Linked DNA regions of Homo sapiens: region 1 is linked to region 2. The links are chromatin contacts, found by Hi-C in ENCODE. All regions are on one chromosome and are shown on one strand. The core of a region is the stretch at or near the end of the contact, and the rest is flanking DNA. Distances in the headings are between cores, read along the strand shown.

Evidence for each region. Hi-C counts contacts between places; a loop is a spot of excess contacts on that map. Pooled maps may share reads with other maps.
Region 1: a loop to region 2 is called in a map of heart right ventricle, with 4 times the contacts of the local background. The contact joins two enhancer-like sites. A Hi-C loop is called at or near these places in 9 of 168 maps with a recorded cell type or tissue (IMR-90, Right ventricle myocardium inferior, endothelial cell of hepatic sinusoid and 5 more) and 4 of 50 pooled maps.

Annotation. Positions count from the first base shown.
Region 1 is chr2:23,743,625-23,746,520 of GRCh38, reverse strand. It overlaps a transcript of ATAD2B not described here. Among named protein-coding and RNA genes, the nearest start is that of ATAD2B, 180 kb to the left of the region's middle. Within about 2 kb of position 1,305, at least 3 of the 41 ENCODE cell types and tissues checked have a DNase peak (open chromatin) inside an H3K27ac peak, as active enhancers do.
Region 2 is chr2:23,635,829-23,638,693 of GRCh38, reverse strand. All of the region lies in intron 3 of KLHL29 (kelch like family member 29), which reads right to left. Among named protein-coding and RNA genes, the nearest start is that of LINC02923, 250 kb to the right of the region's middle. Within about 2 kb of position 1,530, at least 8 of the 41 ENCODE cell types and tissues checked have a DNase peak (open chromatin) inside an H3K27ac peak, as active enhancers do.

The sequences.
Region 1 (2,896 bases), core at 56-2,555, 110 kb before region 2:
TAGGCATTGAGGGAGCATAAAGATGAGCAAGACATTGTGTCTGTCTTCAAGGACATTTTTATAATTTAACATACTTATATCACGTTTACTAGGTGCTGGAGACTATTCTGAGTGCTATACAGACACAAATGCAAATTCTTTTCATCTTTACAAGAACCTTATGAGATAGGTGCTATTATTATCCCCATTTTACAGATCAGGAAACTGAGTTATAGATTAATTTGCTCAAGGTCACACATCCAGGATTCAAATGTAGGCAGTTTGGCTCCAGAGTTGATGCTTTTAATCACTATGCTTGACTGCTTCTTGTGGGGGTAGACAGATAACAAACATCATTTCAGTCTAATACGGCATGTGTTAAGATTGAATTTTATATTAGGCACTGTAGGTATACAGAGGAGGAGCATGTAACCTAACCTCAAGGAAGCCTTTCTGGTTCCTTGCCTGAGCTGAGGCATCAAGGTGGGAAAGGATTTCCAGGCAGAAGGAACAACAGAAGCATAGGCTGAGAAGTGAAATAGCATGACAGCTGCAGGGGAAAGTACAGGCAGTTCTCTGTCATCACAGGTCAACATCTGTTTCACAGATTTATTTGAGCAACTGCCAAATAAAGCAAGTGCCAGAGCACTGTTCTTGGCAAGGGAGTTAACAGCTGAAGACAGGACAGCAAGGTCCTTGCTTTTTGGAGCTTACAGTCTAGTCAGCAAAGAGTAAACAAACAACATGTTACCTAACAGTGGTAAATGCTTGGATGACAATAAATACAGCAGTAGTATTAGTAGCAGCAGACAACTGAGTGCCAGGTATTATTACAAGCATTAACCATTTAATTATCACAGCAACTGTGGGAGGTAGGTACTGTTGTTGGTCCCATTTAAGAGAAGGGGAAACTGAAATAGAGAATGCTTAGGTGACTTGCCCAAGGTTACACAGCTAACATCAGGTTGGGGGGTCCTATCTTGTGGTGTGGCTTTAGAGATTGAATTTTTAACCCATCAATCATTAAGGTGAATGGTAAATTCCTTTGCTTGTATTCAAGTCTTCCTTCCTTCCTTCCTTTCCTTCCTTCCCTTCCCTTCCCTTCCCTTCCCTTCCCTTTCCTTCCTTCCTTCCTTCCTTCCTTCCTTCCTTCCTTCCTTCCTTCCTTCCTTCTTTCCTTCCTTCCTTCCATCCCTCTCTGTCTCTTTCTCTCTTTCTCGCTTGCTTTCTTTCTTGCGTGCGTGCTTGCTTGCTTGCTGTGGAGTCTGGTTGTGTTGCCCAGACTGGAGTGCAGTAACACGATCTTGGCTCACTGCCGCCTCTGCCTCTCAGGTTCCAGCGATTCTCCTGCCTCAGCCTCGTGGGTAGCTGGGATTAGAGGCATGTGCCACCACCCCTGGCTAATTTTTGTACTTTTTGTAGGGACGGGGGTTTCACCATGTTGGCCAGGCTGGTCTTGAACTCCTGACCTCAGGTGATCTGCCCGCCTTGGCCTCCCAAAGTGCTGGGATTACAAGCGTGAGCAACCGTGCCTGGCCTCAAGTTTTTCTAGGAATAAACATTTTTAAATAGTAGAATACCACAGAGAATAATACAACATGCATGTTCCTACCACCCAGTATTAAATGTTAACAATTTGTCATACTTGTTTTAGTTCTTTTTTGAAAAGAAAAAATTTCAGAGAAGATTTAAGTCTACTTTCTACCCATTCCCAATCCCATTCGTTTTCTTTCTTTACTGGTGGCAGCCACTGTGATGATTTTGACGAATATCCTGTCTGTGTTTTAAATTATTTTATTTGAGAAGGTAATAGTATGCGGCTGGAGTCAGACTGTCTGAATTTGAATCCTGGTTATGTTCCTTCTTGGCTATGCAACATGTGACAAATTATTTCACCCCTCTGCAGGTCAGTGTACTTATCCATAAGATGGGCCACAGTGATAGCACCAACCCCATGGTGGTTACTGCAATGATTACATATTTGAGTGAATATATGTAAAGCACTTAGAACAGTACCAGGCACATAGTAAGTGTTCAAGAAATTTCAGTCATCTTTCTAAACATTTGTATGTGTCTATAAACATTGTTTTGTGGGTTTAAAAATGTCTATAAATGGGATTAATATCTTTAAAATTTATATATTTTAAAGTCAGAAACACATGTATGTAGTTTAAAGAATGAAGTAGTTCTAGAAGGCTTGTTATAAAAAACAGCAGTTCCCTGATTCTAGAACCCTCCTTCTCCAAAAAAAAAAAAAAATTCTCCCAGGAGCCAATTGTTTTCAACACCTGTAGCTGATTATTTGATGTTTCTAAATACTATTCTTAGATGGCTACTTTTTATTTTCCAGTTTTAGTCATTTTCTTTTGATTTCCCACCATTTAAAATATAGTAATATCTGCCCTCACCACACGTTTCACACTTCTTGTCCTCTCGTCCTCCCAGTTGTTTATAATTTTGGTCAGATCATTATTCAGTATTTGCATTATTGTGTCTATGTAAAAATTATTGACAGTGGAACTATTTAGTGTACTATGATGATGTTTCCTTTCTTGTACACCTTTTTGTTAATAATAGTCTTCATTGTATTTATTTACCTGTTTTTTTATGTATAATCATGAGTTTGAACCCAGCACGCCTTTATTCCCAGCATTTTGGGAGGCTGAGGCAGAAGGATCCTTGAGCCCAGGAGTTCAAGACCAGCCTGGGTAACATAATGAGACCCTGTCTCTACAGAAAAATTAAAAAATTAGCCAGGCTTGGTGGCATGCATCATAGTCTCAGCCACTCAGGAGGCTGAGATGGGAGGACCACTTGAGCTTGGGAGTTTGAGGCTTCAGTGACCCAAGATCGCAGCACCTGCACTCCAGCCTGAGTGACAGAGTGACACCCTGTCTCAAAAAAACAATTTTAAAAA
Region 2 (2,865 bases), core at 281-2,780:
CTCTTGGACATGGGAGAGGACAGCTTTCCAAGGGGCCACCAGCAGACAGCAGGTGAGGGACTTTATACATTTCCTATCCTGCCCCCACACCAGCCTCTGAGGCCCAATTGTCCTATGGAGGAAGTGTGGGGAAGTGGGGAGCTGAGGCCCATGGCGGGGATAGCTCAGATACTGCTCCTAGGTGGATGGTGGGACCCTCAGCTCCTCTGTGCAGGAAGGAGACAGGCTTTCTGCTCCATGAGCCCACTCTCTAGTTCAGATTTGTAGATGAAGGAAAAAATAAACCTCAGAGTGAAAAAAAAAACACCAGGACAGTATTTGTCTCCCTGAGCCACAGCCTTATAATGGAATATTATATAGCTATCAAAAATCATGTGTACTAAGAATTCTTGATGACAAAATGCTTACATCATAATGTTTAATGAGAAAAACAGGCCACAGAATGATACACAAATGGCCTCCCTATGTAAACATCCCTGTGTCAAACAATATGTGTAGGAGGGAAATGACCAAAATGTTAACAGGGATGTTATTCTTGGGTGAGAGGATTATGGGTAACTTATTTTATTGTCTATACTTTTCTGTATTTGTCTTTTTTTTTTTTTTTTACTATGGCCATTATATGTAATAGGAAAAAAAAAATCCTGGATACATGCTGGCAAGGTTGGGATAGGATACCTGGGATATGCACAGGTGTGGGTGTCAGTAGAGGTGGCCCCGGGAAGAGTCAGCACAGCTCCCAGGAGCACAGCCAGACCCCAACCAGGTGTGGGATGAGGGGTGGATACGGATGCCTGCCAGGAACAGTCACAGAAGCACACAGGAGCCTCCGGGGCATCTGCAGGCCTCTCAGGTGAGGACCATGGTCCTCACGGTGACTTCTGATGAAACTTGACCCAGGAACCCAGCTGGTGGGAGACAGGGCCTGCTGCTGAGCCCCTCTGACCAGAGTGGCTCTCCTGGGTTCTGTGCCAGGGACAGAAAGGGGGTGTGGATGCGGAGGCTGGGCAACACTTGGGGCTTCGACGCATAGTGCAGACGACACACAGCGCCTATGTAAGGGCCTGCTGGAGGAACGGGAGCCGTATCCCATTAGGACCTGTGGGCTGCGCTCAGCTAATTGCATCAGGCTGCACTTTATCTCTGGCCTGCATTTCAGATGCTTTGCTTTTGTGAACAGAGCAAGAAACAAAGGAAAAGGGTGAATCTCCTGAGAAAAGAACAATTCAAGGGACAAGCTTCCTTATCAGAGGGCCTGCCCCATTTCTATCTGTGGGACAGGCAGAGGCTGGGAGGAGAGGGGGTTGGGGACTTAGCCGCACTCACTAATAGTCTTAGGGAACAATAGCATGGTTTTTCCAGCATTCTCCAAATAGACAGCTTTTAACGAGTGCCCTGTCTGAAGGATCTATCCACTCCACAGCCTTCGCTGTATTTCCAGGCTCTCCAGTCCTGGAGGCTCAGAGGCAGGAAATTGCTTTCCTCGGAATCAGAGGCATCTGAGGGAGAAGGAGCCTGTGCCAAGTCCCACACTGGGCCTGGGAGCAAAGTGTGAATGCTAAGATCCCAGCCTCCTGACCGGCACTCCCTTCCTGGACAGTACAGAAGCCCCTCCTGCCTGGAGGGGGTGTTGCAGCCCCTCTCCACCGTGTGGGATCCTAGAGGTGTCCCAGGCAAGAGGCTGCAGAGGTTTTCAGCCTCTTCCGACAGCCACTGCTTCTCCCCTCCTGAATCACACTCCGGCCTGGCAACTCGACAGGGTAGGGAAGCTTCTGGAAACTTGCCCTGGAGCAGCCCCTGCCTCCAGGAGAGGAGGTTGGGGTCTCCTCGAGTTTGGGTCCCCATGTTCTGAGCGCTAAAACTTCAGGAGTTCCAACGGTCACCCTAAAATTGGTGGAGTTTCTGAACTTGAAAAATCTCACACTTTTCCAACACAGATTGCTCAGCCCCTTGGCTTCAAAGCACTCCTACCGCTCACTCATTTAGTTTGTTTCTTCTGCTGTATGTCTGTGTCGGGCACTGCTCGAGGCACTAGGGACACGGGTGACCAAGACTCAGCCCTGCCCTCAAGTGGCTGCTGTGGGACAGTGGGAGGACTCAATATATGAACAGCTCGAGGGAAAGAAGCTGGGGTATCCCGGGTGTGCAGAGGCGGGCCCAGATGGGCTGTGAGCAGGCGAAGTGGGCTACAACCGGCCTGCTGTTTGGCTGTGTCGTTCATGAATACTACAAGCAATTTCTTATGTATAAGAAAGCAGCTCTGTGGTGAGAATCAAGTCTTTTTTTTTTTTTTTCCTTTAGGGTAGATACATAAGGCTACCCATTTTCTACTGAGCACTCACAACATCTGAAGCTACAAGCAACCTGTAGTTCAGGAATTTTATGTATTTTATTAAAATAATGCAATGACATTCCTTCCTCCACTTCCTCCAGAAAAAACCTGGACACGGGGTGTGCCCTTTGCCGAGGAGGCTGGGCCCCCGGGTGGGTGACGTGCAGAGCCACTGGTGATGTGCGTCAGCGCGGCCTGACTAGAGGCCCCTCCTACGACGAGTTCCAGGCCCTCAGTAAACCCATGTGGTCCCCGGGTTCTGGAAGCTTCTAGGGGACCATGTTCAGGGCCGTGGGTCCAGCTCTGAGCCCAGCTCCTGCTAACTCTTTCCTCCCATGGTTCAGAATGTCTGCAAGCCCAGGCCACCCTGATTTCCATGCCTCCTGGTCGGGAGGGCTGCCAACACAAGAATGCCACGAAAACCAACCAGAAGAACTTAGCCCGGGCAGCAGGGAAGAAGGCAGAATTGAGCAAGCTTCCCCTCGTGCCCTCCCACTGCCATCATCTGGGACACCAGTGAAGCCACCCAGACC